2 separate regions of the Homo sapiens genome follow, and region 2 is linked to region 1. The links are chromatin loops, found by intact Hi-C in ENCODE. Cell type or tissue: mammary epithelial cell. All regions are shown on one strand. Each heading gives the region's core, and the rest is flanking DNA. Links, peaks and the distances in the headings are about the cores only.

Evidence for each region. A loop is a pair of places that touch in the nucleus more often than their neighbours do. Peaks named below come from ENCODE experiments on the same cell type or tissue, not always from the same donor. Only the 100,000 strongest peaks of a DNase experiment are listed, where the experiment ranks them.
Region 2: a loop joins it to region 1, with 7 times the contacts of the local background. A loop is called at or near these places in 2 of 110 quality-filtered maps.

The regions. Positions count from the first base shown.
Region 1 is chr1:10,510,833-10,519,814 of GRCh38, forward strand. The region is part of intron 2 of PEX14 (peroxisomal biogenesis factor 14); the gene reads left to right. Among named protein-coding and RNA genes, the nearest start is that of PEX14, 40 kb to the left of the region's middle. In mammary epithelial cell, for the core only: a CTCF peak has its summit at 3,775; a DNase peak (open chromatin) is centred at 4,979; H3K27ac peaks cover 1,624 bases.
Region 2 is chr1:11,639,053-11,648,034 of GRCh38, forward strand. No RefSeq gene overlaps it. Among named protein-coding and RNA genes, the nearest start is that of FBXO2, 11 kb to the right of the region's middle. In mammary epithelial cell, for the core only: CTCF peaks have their summits at 3,561 (motif pointing left) and 6,812 (motif pointing left); no DNase peak of the experiment used is centred there.

The sequences.
Region 1 (8,982 bases), core at 759-8,758:
ACATATGCCGATGTTCAGTGGATGACTGCTACGCAAGCAACATAAAGAGGCCATTTTATGAAAGGGAACATCAGAGGAAACATTATAACTGAGACCTTTATAGCCTTTCCATTATTATGGTTTAAATCTTGACAGTCTTTATTTGCAATGACACTGGGACCAGTAAAGACAATGCTCACTCCCACCTCCTCGTTCTCCACATCCTGTTCCGTAGCTGTGGTGCACCGATAGGCATCGTTAAATGTGCAGGCAGCAGAGCTGCTGGTTTGTCTAGAAACAGCCCCTTTTGACTCAGAAGTTGGAACCCAGATGACTCACCATTCTATTTGTTTTATTGCAACTGTCATTTCATAAAATGCCCTGACAGCTTTAAACTGTAAATGCCAAAGTGAGGTTTTTGTCTTTTTTATTTTGTTATCTCCTGTTTTTTCTAATCTTTTATATTTCTATTTTCTCCTTTCTTTTCAGACTTATTTTCTCTTTCATTACTGTCTCTTTCTCTGTCCCTCCCTTCCTTCCTGCCTCCCCCCTTTGATGACTCTAATGGCATGAGTAGTTGAAGTGGTTTTTGCTAACATCATGGTGCGTTCTTTCCAGCTTTAATGCTATCTGATTGAGCGTGTCTCCCCTCAGATTTTTGTGTAGGGTTTAGAAATGGAAATGACCATGCACATCAGAGTTTAAATTTTCCTAGGAAAGTCTGCCATGAACTGTAGGACCTATAACTTCTAGAGATGGAGGGACCCCTGACATCTGTGGACTATGGACTCCTGACTTCTGTGGACTCTAGAATTTATGACTTCTGTGGATTGTGGGGCCTCTGACTTCCATAGACCGTGGGACTGTGACTTCTGTGGACCCAGGGACCTCTGAATTCCATGGACTGTGAGACCTCTGACTTCTGTGGCCTGTGAGATCTCTGACCTCTGTGGCCCGTGGGACCTCTGACTTCTGTGGTCTCTGGGACCTGTGACCTCTTTGACTTCCAAGTCTTCTGTGGACTGCAGGACCTCATCAACACGTGTATTGCCAGAAGAGAGGCTTGATTGTGTTAACCTGTTTCTCTCCAGAGGTGTCACATACTAGAATTTCTGCTCAGTCTTATGGCTTAGGTGGGGTGTTGAGTCTAAATATATATATTTTTTGAGACGGAGTCTTGCTCTGTCACCCAGGCTGGAGTGCAGTGGCATAATCTTGGCTCACTGCACGCTCCGCCTCCCGGGTTTACGCCATTCTCCTGCCTCAGCTTCCCGAATAACTGGGACTACAGGCGCCTGCCCCCACGCTCGGCTAATTTTGGTATTTTTAGTAGAGACAGGGTTTCACCATGTTAGCCAGGATGGTCTCGACCTCCTGACCTCGTGATCTGCCCTCCTCGGCCTCCCAAAGTGCTGAGATTACAGACGTGAGCCACCGTGCCTGGCCCAAGTCTAAATTTTTAAGGACTAGAGCTCTCAGACCAGGACTTTCTGGATCTTTTTTTCTGATACCCAACACTGTGGCACTTGACTAAGTCACCTGATTGATGACATGAGCATTGCTGGGTGTTGAAACACCTGGCCAGGGAAACAGAGACTTCTGTGGATTCATCCAAAGGATGGCAGACAGATTGTGGAATTTTAATGAAGGTGGGGTGGATCCCTGATGTTCGCCTGCTTTGAAGCATAGCAGAATCCCAGCATTAACTTCAGGGGTGTTGGTTGGAAACCTGCACTGGCGTCGGTGGTTATATTCCACATTTGTCAAATCCTTAAATCCAACTGAACTAATTTTAGAAGTAGCTAGTTATAATGAAAAAGAACAATATATTCAGATGCATAGGATCGTTTTTAAATGAAATGCTCCCTGTTCTTTTCCTTCTTTTTTTTTTTAACTTTTATTTTTTATGATGGAGTCTTGCTCTGTCGCCAGGCTGGAGTGCAGTGGCGTGATGTCGGCTCACTGCAACCTCCGCCTCACGGGTTCAAGCGATTCCCTGCCTCAGCCTCCTGAGTAGCTGGGACTACAGGCGTGTGCCACCACGCCCGGCTAATTTTTTGTATTTTTAGTAGAGATGAGGTTTCATCGTGTTAGCTGGGATGGTCTGGATCTCGTGACCTCGTGATCCACCCACCTTGGTCTCCCAGAATGCTGGGATTACAGGCGTAGGCCACCGTGCCCGGCCCTTTTCCTTCTTTTATAAAAGGCCTTTGGTCTCTTTTGGCCTTCAGGGTGAGCCATCCTTTGACTTATATTAGAATACATTTTTTTTCCTGTATGCCTCCAATGAAGGAGAGTGTGAGAGTGTTTTCTATGATGTGAGTGGGAGAAAATAGCGTGTTTTCACAATAGTTAACAAATTGATGGCTGTGAGTTTTGAAAGTGAGTTCTGTATATACACTGGGGTAGGATTCCACATAGAATGCTGTTTTTCACCCACCTGGCTGGTTGTCTGATTCTAACATAGCTGCTATCCCTGATTCTAGAAATCAGAAAACCACAGGCTGTTCACATAATACTCTACCCTTCTGAGGCTAAGGTGGGAACAGGATGGTGGCGGGGTTTGAGTCAACATGGTCTCAGTTCCCACCAAAGACCAGTGTGTTCCCCTGTTCCAGCCGACAGCTTGAACAAGGATTCTAAAGTTTCTGGCCGTTTTAATTGAACTGCAGTGAGGGGTGGCCCGATAGCCTGCTTAGGACATGGGTAATTACTCCTAGGGCCTGGGAGCCAAGTGTCCCTCGCAGGTTCCCTCTTGGTTCTCTACCTAAGGATATCTTCCCCTTCCCTGGGCAGGGCCTCTGAGGAACAGAAGGATCATTTAGTGCTCATGGCCTGCTCATTCCTTGGCTTCTCTGCTGAGCTATCCAGCAGGGGTGCCAATTCTTCCATTTAGCTGACTATTATATAGCCCTTAAAAGGGAAGGGTTTATTTTAGCTGGCTGCTATATTGATTGCTATAGGGACGTTTCTATTTTCACTGGCTGCTATATTGACTGGGAAAGGGAAAGGGGCCGTATTGCCGGGAGCTGTCATATTGACTGTTACAGAAAAGATCTGTATTTAAGCAGTACCAGTGCACTGGGATCTCCCAGGCAGGATATTAATGCTAATTCATCCGCTCACCCCCTGCTGTGAGTGTTATTTGTTTAAATCTGTAGATTCCCACAGCGCGTTTATATCCTCACTAGAGTGAGCTCCGCTCCCTGTAATTATTTAACATTATATGCTGATATAAATTGTAACAGTTAAAGAATGGTAATGAGTAGCCAAAAAAGAAAAAAAGAAGAAAGAAAAGAAGGAAATAGAAAAAAAGGAAAAAATGTATAAAATAATCTATGCCTCTGTGTGTGTGTGTGTGTGTGTGTGTGTGTGTGTGTGTGTGTGTATGGTGTTAGAAACGGCAGAGTCACCTTCTAAAACAGCAGTGAGAAACTTCTGTCATCCTTTCTCCCAGTTCAGGTTGATTTGTACGGTGCTGCTCAGCCCACGTATTGTGCATCTGTATGTGTGTATGTGCGAGCGCCTGTGTACGCACGTGGTCGTCACCCGCCAGAAAGATGCCATAGTGAGGTGTGCTATACTGTGTTGTTTGTGCACGTGTGTAACAATATACAGTGTTTGTTCAATGTCCTGGCAGGAAATTGGTCTATTAGCGATTCACCTTCTTGGTGAGTAGCTAATACCTTATTTTGTTCAAGGTTCCACGTTCACACAGGAACTTTGGGCCTAAGACGCAACTCAAGGGAAAGCCATTGGGGAATGCTCAGTTGGGATTGAACTAATAGGCCATTGGGTGTCACTGTCGCTCTACTGGCTATAGGAGAAAGAGGGGTTATCTGCTGGGGAAACTGGATTTCAAAAGAAAGAAGTTTTTCTGCTTGAGTTGGAGGTGTTGTCTCTTTGAGATGTTTGTCTCTCATTTGGAGATTCCTTTAAAAAAGTAGTTGTTTGCTTGTTTTTGCTACACCAAGCTTCTGGCATTTTTATTGTTCTTGAAAATTGTGTACTGATTGCGATCTGTTCTGCTATCACCTGCAGTGCATCTAGATGAGAACTTCTGTGTGCAGAAAACTGTCCCCCTTAAAAGCCTGGGTAACAAGGAGAGCTGATTTGGGCAAGAACTTGAAAAAGGAGGGAGAAAATCTCCTTGGGCAAATGCTTGCCACTCCCCTGCCGCCTGCCCCTGTGTAGGTGGGAAGAGAGCGCAGAGGGAGAGCCAGGCTGCTGCCTGGTCACAGAAGAGTGGGCTCCGTCCTCCAGCGGGCTCTCCAGCAGCATGGATCTGTGCCAGGCTTCACCACAATTCATACTGTGTCAGTTTAATAAATGCACTACTTAAATTATGAAATTACAAAAGAAAAAAGAGAATGCACTTATTCAGACTCTTAATACATTAAAAATAAGGCATTAAAACTCTGACTTTTTTTTTTTTCTTCCAGAATCAATAATGAACAGGAAGGGTTGTAGACATTAACAGTCATGGACATTCAAACTCTTATACATAAATTATCTTAGAAAAATGCACATAAGACTTGAATAATGTAAATACATTAATGCATTTAATAATTTAAACATTAAAGCGCAAGCAGGAATTTGAGGCCGAGGCTGTTCTGAGGTAAGGGATTGGTCCTAGAACTCGTGTGTCCCAGGATCGATGGGTGATTTCCCCTTGAGACACCCTGGAAAGAGAGTGCCTGGCCGGCTTGTGTGGCCGAGGATCCCTGGACATTCCTGATCTCAGCTGCCTCCCAGCCTCTTATTTTTGTGTATCCTGAGCTTCGTTCTCAGTTTCATGTTCTCTACTCCTGTGCTTCTAATTGTTTGTTAGAAAACTAAATGTTTCCACTTCATAGAACAATAAACTTTGAGAATGTCTTGGTTGAAAAACCAAACCAAAGTAAAAAATCCTTCACCCGGCTCTGGCTGCTTGTCTGCTTGTGATTTGAGAAAAAGGAAGTGGCTGCTCCTTGTGATCAGCCTGTCATGTCTCAGCCTGGAACTCCACTGTGTGCTGTGGTCAGGGGATCCAGGTTGTGACATGCTGACAGATTTGAAGACTGGATCTAATGGGAGAGCAGAAACGATATCCTATATTAGCCTCTGTGTGTTGGGCATAACGATGGCAGGTAGCCATGCCAGGAAACAAGACAGGTGCCATGGAGTTAGACTCAGTGGTCTGTGATCATACCTTACTTTGATTTGAGGGTTTAACCATTGGGTAGACTGATGCTACTGTTTTTTCCCCTTTCTTCCAAAATTGTATTTGCAATAGCAGAAAGTCACTGGAAACTCCTTTTCTGGCAGAATACCGAATGATCTAATTCAATTTTTGACATCTGCACTGTGAAATACCCTGGGCAGAACTAAGAAGCCAGGCCTATGTGTCTTAAGTTTTCATTTATTAATGCTAATGCTGTTCTCTGGTTGTTCCCTAGCCCTGTTTTATAGTCCAAATCACAGATGAGAAACTAGAAGAACTGTAGAAACTGTGTTACTGAGTACATAGTCTGAGAACTTTGTCTCTCTTTGTAGAAGAGTGTGTCTATTTGGTCAGTAATGCAAATGTTGTCCCACTGGGTTTGCTGTGGGACCCACTAGGTTTGCCGTGGGACCTTGAGAAACGGTTATCAGATGGCGGTGACTGAACCAAACCTGTTTTCATTATTGCCAGGTCCGTGGGAGTCTTTTACAGGATCTCAAATCTCCTGCCTGAAACTTTACCTGGGATTGTCTTGATTTGACCCAAGCCTCGTCTGTGCTGGCATCTGTGACTTTGTTTGCAACCCTTTCTAGTCTTTGTTGTGGCCAAGGACAGTCTGGTCTCCCAGCTAACATGGGTACAAACCAGCTTCTAGCTACTTGCAGGAGAATAGCTATGGGTTGACTTGGCATCTGAAGCAGATACAAACAGATTAGGCTGAGCTGCCCCAGAACAGCCAGAAGGAAAACCAGTACTTTAAAAACTGGTCGTCAGGTATTGGTTTAGAAAGAAAGTAGTTTGGAGAATGGGTGAGGACAGCCTGGTGAGTGATCCCGAGGTCACGGGCTGTCCTTGGGATGTGCTCAGATTCTTCTCTAGACCTGGAGAGCAACAGCCGTGCCTCACAAGCCCTTCTCCACATGTTTTGTTTTAAGATGGCAGAGCCTTTCTTTGCAGTTTTAGTTCAGCCTTGGGATGACGGTCAGACCTCGGTTTGTTCTTTTCTTTTCCAGTTTTCAGAGCCCAAGCCTGCTCCCTCTGTTGCTTGTCCAGCCTTGACCAGTGACTGTCTTCAGCCTGCACTCTGCATTTCACCCCAGCAGTAGGAAGAAGTGAGGTCAGAGGAGCACGTGAACCAGGGAGAATCGAATTCTCTTTGGATTTTGCTGGTCACACCCAGCAAAGCTGCTTTCTCTTCCCTTAAGTTCCAAGAACTGTTTGATGGCCTTAACTGCACAATTGGCTTGTGCCAGATTGAGATGTGTTGAACTGGGCAGTGGAGGTGGGGGTGAGGGGCAACTCCCTCTCCTATTGGGGGCAGAGTGCTGGCTGCATCAGGCAGTGATCAGATAGGCACTGATCGGGTCGGTTCACCCTCTGATATAGCCCGTATGCAGACTTCCTTTGAAGAGAGAGGAGTCAGGCTCATTAATTAAAGGAGCCTGGCTTGAGAGGCCTGTAATTATAGGTGCTAGAAATCTGAATTTTAAGAGGTTGTGCAGCTGCATTTTGAAAAATGTAGGGAGGCACCGAGAAGTACTGGTTGTGGGCAAGAATGTGGCTGAACCAGATTTTGGAGGTTCAGGTTTTGGCAGAATTCCCCTCCAAATTCATATTTATTCTTTCTTTCCATTTTGTTCTTTTTTTTTTTTCTAAATGGGAAGCAGAACCTGTGATTTTTTTTTTTTTTAAATGAAGGTTACACCCTGTGACCGAGAGGCTAGCATTGTCAGAGTATATGGGGGGCAGAAAGGAGTTGCTGTGAACTAGAAGATGCTTAGTTTTTGAGGAAACGGCACATCTTTGGGCCTTAGGGATTCAGTATTTGAAAAAAATTAAATAATTTCTTTCTTGAAATGAGTGAGGGGAGCAGGGAGCAGAAGCCCAATTTGAATGCAGTCTAGGGAAGTAAGTCCCAGGCAAATGGTGGACTCTAGAACCTTTGTCCCAACTTGACTTCCCCAGAAGTGTCTCTTCCTCTGTCATGCGTTACTTTTCCATGTGAACCCTGAGTTACAAACAGAAAATTTCAGACCTTTATGGGAAGTCCTGACCTGTGCCTTTTCTCTCTCATTTCCTCAGTTATTTGTAGGTTGACCTTTTGTTTTGGGTGCTTTTTCGCTCTCCTCTCCTTAAAAAAAAAGTATCCCTCTTTGCTTCTTGTCAAAAACCTTTATTTCGGTCCCTGACTATTTGCATCTCTGTTAATTAAGCATGGCTAATTTGATATGTAGATGGGATGGGGAGGGTTAAGGGTTAGATGAATAGAGGTCTACTCCCTGCCTCCCCCGGGTGGTGGGCAGGGGTGCTCCACAGACCTGCAAGACTGAACAGCTACACACGGCTGATGGCAAACCCGATGCCAGGGGGAACCTCCTCTCTGCCTCAGTGGTTTTGTCTCCTTGGGGATATTGAGAGCGTCATCCCGTTTCACAGACTGGACCCTCTGTGAAGGGCTGAAAAAATAAAATATAAAGGCCAGTTCTCTGTGCTCTTTTCTTACATTCTTGTAGTGTATATATTGGGAAATCCACGGGTGAACCCTTACACTGTAGAATAGAACACAAGTGTCCAAGACTCTCACTTGGTGCATTTACAATATGCAAATTCCAATTCCAATTAGATTGAAATCTCTATTTAGCAGAGTGGTTTTGTGAAATAAATAACTTTTGAAGAAGGAGGCCTGCTATATGTAATAAATATATATTTTTCCTTCAGTTGCCTGCATGGTGCTTCCTGCGTTCCCAGCCCTTGCCCGAAATGCTGATTCCGAAGCATCTTTGGGCTCTTTACAGAAGAGATGCTTCTCCTTCCCTTCCTGGCACAAGGATTTCATCCTTGATTTACAGTGCTCAGCTTGTTAGTGCCGGTGAAGGGGAGAGATGGTGTGAAGGTCGTTATGTCCGTTTTGTCCTCTTGGAGAGAAAGTGAGGGAGTGTGTTTCTTGCCGTGTGCTTGTCGTGGTAGTGGTGGAGTTGGAGAGGCCCCCACTTCTGTCAAAAGGAGTCGAGCCAAACTCTCATCCTCTCTTCTTCACCCTGTATACTACACGTTGTCCAACAGGGGGTGAATGATTTCAAAAGCGGAATTCAGAATTTCAGGAAGAGTAGCACACCACCGAGTAGAGGGCCTCCCCCTAACACCCCCCTTTTCATCATTCTCCCCTCCTCAGCCCAGCCGTGACAAACTGACAGATAATTAACAGATCAGACCCTCCTATTAGGCGTGCCCTGTGCTGGAAGCTGCTCTGGCTTTATGCAGTCCTTTAGCAGCTCTGTGTGTGTGGGTGGTGCCTCACTAAGTGGCCATAGCAGAGGGCAGGGAGTGCTTTGGGAAAAGCAAACAGAATGCTCTTTGGAAGAGAGAGTGCTTAAGAGGGAGAGCGGGGGCAGTAAGGTGCCTGGCTTGAAAGCACCTGGCGAAAAGACTCGGACTTTCAGGGTTGTGATCCGGAATACCACCGCCTGTCTCAGGGAATGGTGCGCTGGGTTATAATAGGATGCCTTATTACAAAAAACATTTTGAAGGCCACTTCCCAGGTCAGGCTATGCATTAGGTGCACTCTTCCTTCGGTGTAAGACTGTGCTGGACTTGCAAAATTGGAAGTGTGCAGCCTGTTGTGTTTCAGCCTTGGCATTAAATATTTCTACAGAGACACTGCCCTATGTGGCTTTCTCTCAGCTACCTAACTTTTCTTTCCCTGGTGGAAAGAAGAATTCATTGTGAGAATATTCATTTCTACTTACTAGTGACTTTTAAAAACTACTTTTCTTTGTTTTTGGACACAGGGACTTGCTGTG
Region 2 (8,982 bases), core at 528-8,527, 1.1 Mb after region 1:
TCTGTCCTAGAACATATTCAGGATGTTTTCCTCCCACCCTCTCAATCATAGGTCCCTGAGCACAGAGATTTCTATTCGAATCCAGATGCTACTACAGTGCTTCGCACATTGAAAAATTATGACAATAAGCCCCAGGAAAAGGCCAGTTAGTACTGCAGCTCCCAGTGACAGCCCAGGAAGCTACAAGCTGGCTAGGGAAGTAATTCACCCTCCTACCATCACTTGGGTCAAGAGTCCATGGACCGCCTCCTCCAGGAAACCTTCCTGATCAAGGTCTATGTTAGATGTCCCTCCTCTAAAATTCAGTAGGCTTCCCCTCACCACCCTTTTACTATTATTAGACTATAGTTGCCAGACTTGTCCATTTTATTTAACAAACTTGTATGTAGCACCTTTTATGTGCAGGCCTTGATCTAAGTGTCTTACCTATATTAATTCATTTGATTCTCATAACAATCCTATCAGGTAAGTAACAAAATCATCCCCATTTTACAGATGTGGAAACTGAGGCACTAACTGGTCACACACCTGGGGAGGGTCAGAACTGGGAACCCAGATCCTTCTCTCCCTCTAGTCTGTGAGCTCCTAGAGGACAAGGACCTCATTGGTTCACTGTTGTATCCTCAAAGCATAACAAGGTGCTGACACGCAGAAGGTGCTGAGTAAATGCTTAAGTGACCGGGCACAGTGGCTCACGCCTGTAATCCCGACACTTTGGGAGGTCGAGGCGGGCGGATCACTTGAGGCCGGGAGTTCGAGACCAGCCTGACCAACATGGTGAAACCCCATCTCTACTAAAAATACAAAAAACAGCCAGGTGTGGTGGTGCACACCTGTAATCCCAGCTACTTGGAGGCTGAGGCAGGTGAATCACCTGAATCTGGGAGGTGGAGGTTACAGTGAGCCAAGATCATGCCACTGCACTCCAGCCAGGGAAACAGAGTGAGATTTCGTCTCAAAAAAAAAAAAAAAAAAAAAAAGCTTAAGTGGTAAATCCTTCCACATATGAACCAAAGATCAATTCCTGAGGCTGAGTCTAAGTGTGTGATTTGTGGGACACAGAAAACTCCACCAATTCCAACTGAACCCGGAAGCCCACGGCCTCCACCACAATTCCTGTCTGCACAGAGGACTAGAATCCCTCCGCAAGAATCACTTCACCCAGGAAAGCCTGCAGGTGGTGACAGGGGGCGAGGAGAGGCAGCTCTGGAGGGGATTCCAGCCATGCAAAGCCCTTGCTGTGTGACCTGGGGCGAGAATGCACGTCTCTGGGCCTCAGTTTCATCTCAGCCTCTGAAATGGGAATAATAGCACACAGATGTGCTTGGAGGATTAAATAAAACCATACACAGGTGATGTTTTGAACACACCTATCACATGGTGAGTGCTCAGCGTGTGCTGAGATAGCATAGATTGTAAAACTGGACTTTGAGGCTACTTTTGCCATGCTCAGAAAATAAAAAAAAATAAAAAAAAATTAAAAAAAAAAACCTCATCAATCCGAGTAAATGAAGCAAACTTAGATCTGGATGGGAGGGTAGAGTTTTCTTCACAGTAGTAGTGAGGTAGGTGAGTTGCCAAGAATTACCAAGAAGAATTTCACAAATCACACACAATCCATTTACTTCTGGGAGTTATCAGGATGTGGGAGAGTCTGAAACGGAACTTACTGGACCAGAAATAGCATTTGATGAGCGTTTCATTCATCCGGCCAGCACACACTGAATGCCTTCCATGTGCACGAAGCAATGTGCAGATGAGGAAAGGGCTCAAGCTTTGGGGGCCATGGCGACAGAAGCCCCGTCCCAGCCAACTCTGCAGCCTACAGCTTGGTGACCTCGACCAAGGGCCCCACCTCTCTGAGCCTCGGTTTCCTCTTCAATAAATTTTGTGATGACAAAATAAAGCCTCCCGAGGAGGCTGCTGTAGGCAGTCGATGAGATAATGCAGCAGTAGACCAACAAATGTTGGTTCCCTCACCTTCTGGCAACGGCCCACAGCAGTCAGGCCACTCCATTCAGCTTCACTGTCTTGTTCCAAGAATCTAGTGGGTGCAGGAACTGGAGGCACATTAGTGCCTGGGAGTATCAAACCAGGTTGGCAGGTGAGGATCGTAGGTTCCATTTGTGTGGTTGAGGACAAGGGGCAAAGCCAGGTGAAGCCCAAGTGTTTCTGTCTCTAATTATTTTTATTTTTATTTTAGAGAAAATCTCACTGCCACCCAGGCTGGAGTGCAGTGGTGCGATCTCTGCTCACTGCAACCTCCATCTCCCAGGTTCAAGCGATTCTCATGCCTCAGCCTCCCAAGTAGCTGGGACTACAGGCGTGTGCCACCAGGCTCAGCTAATTGTTTTGTATTTTTGGTAGAGACGGGGTTTCACCATGTTGCCCAGGCTGGTCTGGAACTCCTGACCTCAAGCAATCCACCCGCCTCAGCCTCCCAAAGTGCTGGGATTACAGGCGTGAGCCACCGCGCCTGGCCATGTTTCTGTCTCTAAACCCAAGCTGTTAACACTGGACAAATGGCCTCCCTGATTCCTAGGAGAGGAAGGGAGGAAAAAAAGCAGAGTGGGGAGGAAGCCAGAGACCCCTGAATGCAGCTTCATTCATCAAAGGTGACCGCAGAAAGGCAGGGGAAGGTCCCAGGGGGCCTCGGATGGACATGGTCAGGGGAAGGTCCCAGGGGGCCTCGGATGGACATGGTCAGGTGGCTGGGAACTTCCACAGCGTTCCCCTCCACGCCTTAGAAACATCACCTCTGTGAGTGATTCCAAGCTCTTTGCACCCTCCTCCTTGGTGCCAGCCCCCTCCTTCATTCTGGCAGTTCTCCCTAACATCTACCTGCAATATTTCCTGCTGCATGACCAGCAGACCCCAGTGGCAACCCTAGCGAATGGCCCTCAGCCCTGTTCCATCCTGTCTGCAGAGCTCCTAGCAAGCAGCTCCTGGCTCCAGGCAGTAATCCTACTGACAATTAATTGGCTTTTGTTGGAGGAGAATGAATACCATCTCATCTTAATCTTCTTCATTATTCTCCTTGTTCAGCAGAGTCAACACAAGATTAGGTTTAATTTACGGTGGTGGGAAATAGCAAAGTCATTATGCACCAGGAACTCAGGATTGGATCTGTCTGGGTGTTCTGTGTTCACTGCAGGCCTGGCACCATCAAGCAAGGCCCAGGGCTCTGCCGAGGTGGAGATGGACTTGGGGGGGTTCTAGACTCCCAGACCTACTTGGAGCTAGATCCCAGGATACCACCAGCCCTCCCTAGTTGGGAGGGGCCCAGCTCTGGAGGGGAGTCCAGCCATCCAAAGCCCTTGCTATGTGGCCTGGGGTGAGACCCAGGGGCCTCCCAGGCCTTGGAGACCTAGCCTCCTAAATGTTTCTCATACAGCCTCTGGGGTCAGAGCAGCACCAAATCCCAGCCCCTGAAGAGCCAGGCTCAGCCCCAAACAATGGGAAGAGACCAGGACTTGGATTCAAATTCGACTTTTCCTCCGCAGAGAAATGGGCAGGACAGACACAGCTTGGGGACAGCCTTGACAATGCTGACACCTAGTGGTACTTGGAGGAACTGGCCCTTCCCTCCCTCTATGTGCACAATTGAATATACCATGTCCACAACTGAATACACCGCGTACACAAAAATCCAGATTTTTAAGGTAAAGAAACCAGAGGCCAGGTGCAGTGGCTCACGCCTGTAATCCCAACACTCTGGGAGGCCGAAGTGGGCGGACCACAAGGTCAAGAGTTCGAGACCAGCCTGACCAACACGGTGAAACCCCGTCTCCACTAAAAATACAAAAATTAGCTGGGCGTGGTGGCGCACGCCTGTAGTCCCAGCTACTTGGGAGGCTAAGGCAGGAGAATCATTTGAACCCGGGAGGTAGAGATGCAGTGAGCAGAGGTCGCGCCACTGCACTCCAGCCTGGCAACAGAGCGAGACTCCGTCTCAAAAAAAGAAAAAGAAATCAGAAAGGGGAAGAGGGACTTTTCCATTACCAAATTGTTAAACATATGTTTCCACTGAGAAATCTAAGAGGAAATTCATTTTACCTTCCCTGACCACTTAGCCAAAATAGCCCCCAAACACCTAGCATCCCTCCTACTGCCTGGGGTAATGGTACGCACAGACACTCTGGAGCCCAGTGTCCTCGTCATCTCCAACTCTTTCTGCTCTTCCTCACCTGGGAGCCCCCAGCTTCTGTCCTTGCTCTGTCCCCCAGCATGTGGCCCCTTCTGATTCTGTACCCCAGCAAAGTCATTAAAACTTAAGCTGGTGAGGCAGGAGAATCACTTGAACCTGGGAGGCGGAGGTTTCAGTGAACTGAGATTGCGCCATTGCACTCCAGCCTGGACGACAGAGCGAGACTCCATCTCAAAAAAAAAAAAAAAAAAAAACAGCAACACAACCCACAACTCCCCTCTTTCCCTCCTGCGGACTGAAAATGTTTGCTTGGCTCTGTGAAAATAATGTTAATTAAAAGTCTATATACACATATAAAATGTCAATTTAAAGAAAAAAAGACTTAAGCTGGAAAGCCAGCTTCAACTCCTTATTCATTGCATGACCCTGGCAAGCTACCCTGCATCTCTGAGTCTTAGCTCTTTTATCTAAGGGGGCCACTGCACAGATTAAATGAGCCTGTGCACTGAGCTCATGAACTGGCGCTCTAGGTCCTCAGCAAATGCCTGTCATCGCCATCATTGCTGCCATCAGCATCATCACCATCATCATCATCCTGATCATCCTGCTACTCTTGGGAAATTTGGTTTCATCAAACAAGATTGTCAGCAGCTGATGTCTAAACCCCCATCCCTAGCTCCTGCTGAACAGAGCAAAGGTTTTTCCTTAATGGAAACGATATCATATCTGCTTCCTAGAGCATTTATATCTTATAGGGCAGAGCACATAGTAGGTCCTCAGGAAACTCTCTGGGTCACCTTCCTACATCTCCAAGCTCACGTCAGATCACCTCCTCACTTGCTCACTGCTCCAGCCATGCTGGCTGCCTTTCTGACCTGTGAATAAGTTCATTCCCATGTCGGAGCCTTTGGCTGCCTCTGCAGTGCTCTTTCCCCAGAGCCGTATGGCTGGTTTCTCGTCATCATGTGATTCAAGTGTCACTTCCAGCCAGGCGCCGTGGCTCATGCCTGCAATCCCAACACTTTGGGAGGCCAAGGCAGGTGGATCACTTGAGGCCAGGAGTTCAAGACCAGCCTGGCCAACATGGTGAGACCCTGTCTCTATTAAAAAAAAAAAAAAATTAGCTGGGCATGGTGGTGCACGCCTGTAATCCCAGCTACTCGGGAGGCCGAGACACAAGAATCGCTTGAATGCGGAAAGTGGAGTTTGCAGTAAGCTGAGATAGCACCATTGCACTCCAGCCTGGGCAACAGAGTGAGACTCCATCTCAAAAAAAAAAAAAAAAAGTCACTTCTTCAGACAGGTCCTCCCTGATCACCCCAACCAAAGTAGCACTCCTGCCCTCACTCTCTACACTACAGAGGCCAAGTGCCTAAGTGGCTGAGTAGAATTCCAGTTCCCGCCTGGCGTGATGGCTCATGCCTGTAATCCTAGCGCTGTGGGAGGCCAAGTCAGGTGGATCACTTGAGGTCAGGAGTTCAAAACCAGTCTGACCAACATGGTAAAACCCCATCTCTATTAAAAATACAAAAAAAAGCTTAGCCAGGTGTGGTGGCGGGCGCCTGTAATCCCAGCTACTCGGGAGGCTGAGGCAGGAGAATTGCTTGAACCCGGGAGGCAGAGGTTGCAGTGAGCTGAGATCACGCCTCTGCACTCCAGCCTGGGAGACAAAGCAAGACTCCGTACCAAAAAAAAAAAAAAAAAAAAAAAAAAGAATTCCAGTTCCATCACTTCTTAGCAGTATGGCCTAAGGCAAGTTGCTTAATCTCTCTGTGCTTCAATTTTATTTTTCTTTTCTTTCTTTTTTTTTTTTTTTTTTTTTTTTTGAGACTGAGTTTGGCTCTTCTTACCCAGGCTAATTTTTGTGTATTTTTAGTAGAGACAGGGTTTCACCATGTTGGTCAGGCTGGTCTCGAACTCTTGACCTCTGGTGATCCACCCACCTTGGCCTCCCAAAGTGCTGGGATTACAGGTGTGAACCACTGCACCTGGCCCAATTTTCTCATCTGTAAAAATGGAAGTAATCACAGTTTCCACTTCGTGAGGTTATTATGACAAATTAATATAGATAAAGCTTTTAGAGTAGTGCCTGGCTTATTGATGAAGGGCTATCTCATGTGGGTAATTATCTTGTTCACTCATTTAGTTGCTTGTGTTATGTTTCTCCATCTAGACTGTATATTCCAAGAGACCAGAGACTTTGTTTTGTCCCTACCTTACATATAGTAGGTGCTCAATAAATATCAAATGATTAGGAAGAACTGGCCAGGCACGGTGGCTCACGTCTATAATCCCAGCACTTTGGGAGGCCGAGGCAGGAGGATTGCTTGAGGTCAGGAGTTTGTGACCTGCCTGACCAACATGGCAAGACCCTATCTCTATAAAAAATAAAAATTAGCCTGGTGTGGTGGCACGTGCCTGCAATCCCAGCTACTCAGGAGGCTGAGGTGGAAGGATCGCTTGAGCCCAGAAAATTGAGGCTGCAGTGAGCCATGATCACACCACTGCACTCCAGCCTGGGTGACAGAGTGAGACCGTGTCTCTAAAATTTTTTTTTTAAATTTTAAATAAAAAATAGGATCATAGGAGACATGAAAGCCCTATCTGCTGTCTCTCGCTTCAACTGTCCCCACTGTCCTAGAGACAGCCCTGGGGTGCCCCCTGCTGGACGCCACACAGGTTTTTCCTTACAGGCAGCTGGTATATGCCATCCTATAACGTTTACACGTGGGTCCAGCTCTGTCCTCCAGGGTAGGGGACAGTAATGCTGAGAGGAGTTAAGAGCACTCACTTAAGAGCCAGATGTGCCTGGATGGGAGCTTCTGCTTCTCCAGTTACTCTGTGTCACTTGCCAGAAAACCGTAAAAGGGATGACCATGCCCTCTCCCCTGTCCCACCTGACTGGACTGTAGGGTGGTGTGATAGGACGTGCCCTATGCCCAGTGAGCCTTCTGGCCCACCTCACACAGCCCTTTGAAGGCTGAGAAGCAGTTGTCTTATCTTCCTGACCTAAACACCACTGGTGTACCCGATGTCCCTCTAGTGACAGCAAGAGTGAGCCTGAGGCCCCTCCGGTCTCCTCTGAGGGCCCCATGCTCTGGGGAGAGACCACAGCAGGCTCAGAGCCTCTGGGCTTCTGGGCAGGGCTTCTGGCTCCTTCCTCAGGCTCTTGGCTGCAGGTGGCCTTCTGGTCTTGCACCTTCCTCCCACCCATCTCCCTGCCTTCCTGGCTGCCCTGCTTTCCCTGTCCCCGGTCAGTCCGGTCTGTCGTGAGCCCAGAGGCCTCTCCTGCCTCACTCTGCACCTGTTCCCGCCCTTGGCTTTGGTTGCTGGCCACAGACACTGCAACTCCTATACCTGCATCGGCAGCCCAGGGCCCCACACTCTTTATGGGCCTCTTTCCCGAACGTCCCATGCGCACCTGAAACTCAGGGGCGCTCCCCTCCACCTGCAGCACATTCCACACCCCCCACATTCCTATGCTGACCTCCAGTCCTTGAAGGGCCAGGCCCTACCTGGCCTCCTGGCCCCTCATGCCCATGACCTGTCTCCATCTTCAGTTTCCTCCCATAGCCCAGTGCAGGCTCCGGTCCTTTCTCCACTCACCCCATCTCCTCTTAACCTGGCTCCCCACATGCCCACCCTTAGTCTCCCACCCCTAAGCATGGGAGCTCATGGGGTGAGCCTGTTCCTCCATAGCCCTTCATCAAGCTGGACCCTGAGGGCAAGGCATCAGTTCCTTTGTCTGATTGGCAGCTCGGGTGAACATGGACTGTGCCTTCCCCAGCAGACTGAAATCCCCCAGACAGGACGGAGGGCATCCTTATGGAAGAGGTTATGCCTCTCCCTTGAAACTGAGAGTTTTCTGAAGTCAAGGTTTTGTCTCCCTTGTCAGACTGAGGATGCCCCCAGAGCAGGGGCTGCATCTCCACCACTGCACTGGAGGGCCCAGGACACTGGCTCCCCCTCCCCTTGGGTCCCACCCTTCATGTGGCCAGGCTGCTGATTCTTCCTGGGAAGGAGTCTCTTATTCCCCACCGTAACTTCAGGGCCCCCACACATGACCTGGCCTGGGGTTGGGGCTCTGGGAATTGTAAATAAATGAACTAGTGAATGAATAAACAATTGCAGGCAGGCCCCAGCTTGAACCCTGCAATCCCACCAGAACAGCAGGTAGCATCAGGGTTCAGAACCGAGGCAAAGCTGGAGACTCTCGGTGATTTTACTGGTCTCCATTTCAGGAGAGGAGGGCAGAGGGTTCCAGGCCCTTCAAATGCCCACCCCTAGGACCAGCAGCTGACAGTCTTTGGAAGGGGCTGGGTCGGCCGGAAGGAGCGTGCCGGAGCACAGAGTCTGGCACAAGACCCTCCCCACCTCCCCTCCCCCAGGCCAAAGCCTGGGCCAACCTCTGGGCCAGGTTTGGAAAAGGGCCAATGAGACCAGATGCTAATGACTCCAGGGGGTGGGCACGAACTAAGAGAAACCCCAAACCAATCCTTTTTGTGCTTCCCCATCCCCACCTCCCATCCCCTACCCCAGGCCCCTCACCTCCATCCCTGGGCCCAAGAGAACTGGTACCCTAGACCCTAGCACAGTCCACACCCACCCCAGTTGCCAATCAGACAAAGGAACTGACACCTTGCCCTAGGGGCCCAGCTTGATGAAGGGCTGTGGAGGTTTGGGGAAGGTGAGGACGCTATGGACTAAGTTAAGGCCTATCTACTCCCAGCCTCTACCCTTCCAAGCAGCTGGGGGAGGGTGGAAGCAGGGCCGCTCAGGGCTCTACCCACATGCTGCTATTGGTCACCCGGGCCCTGAGAACTGGTACACCCCCA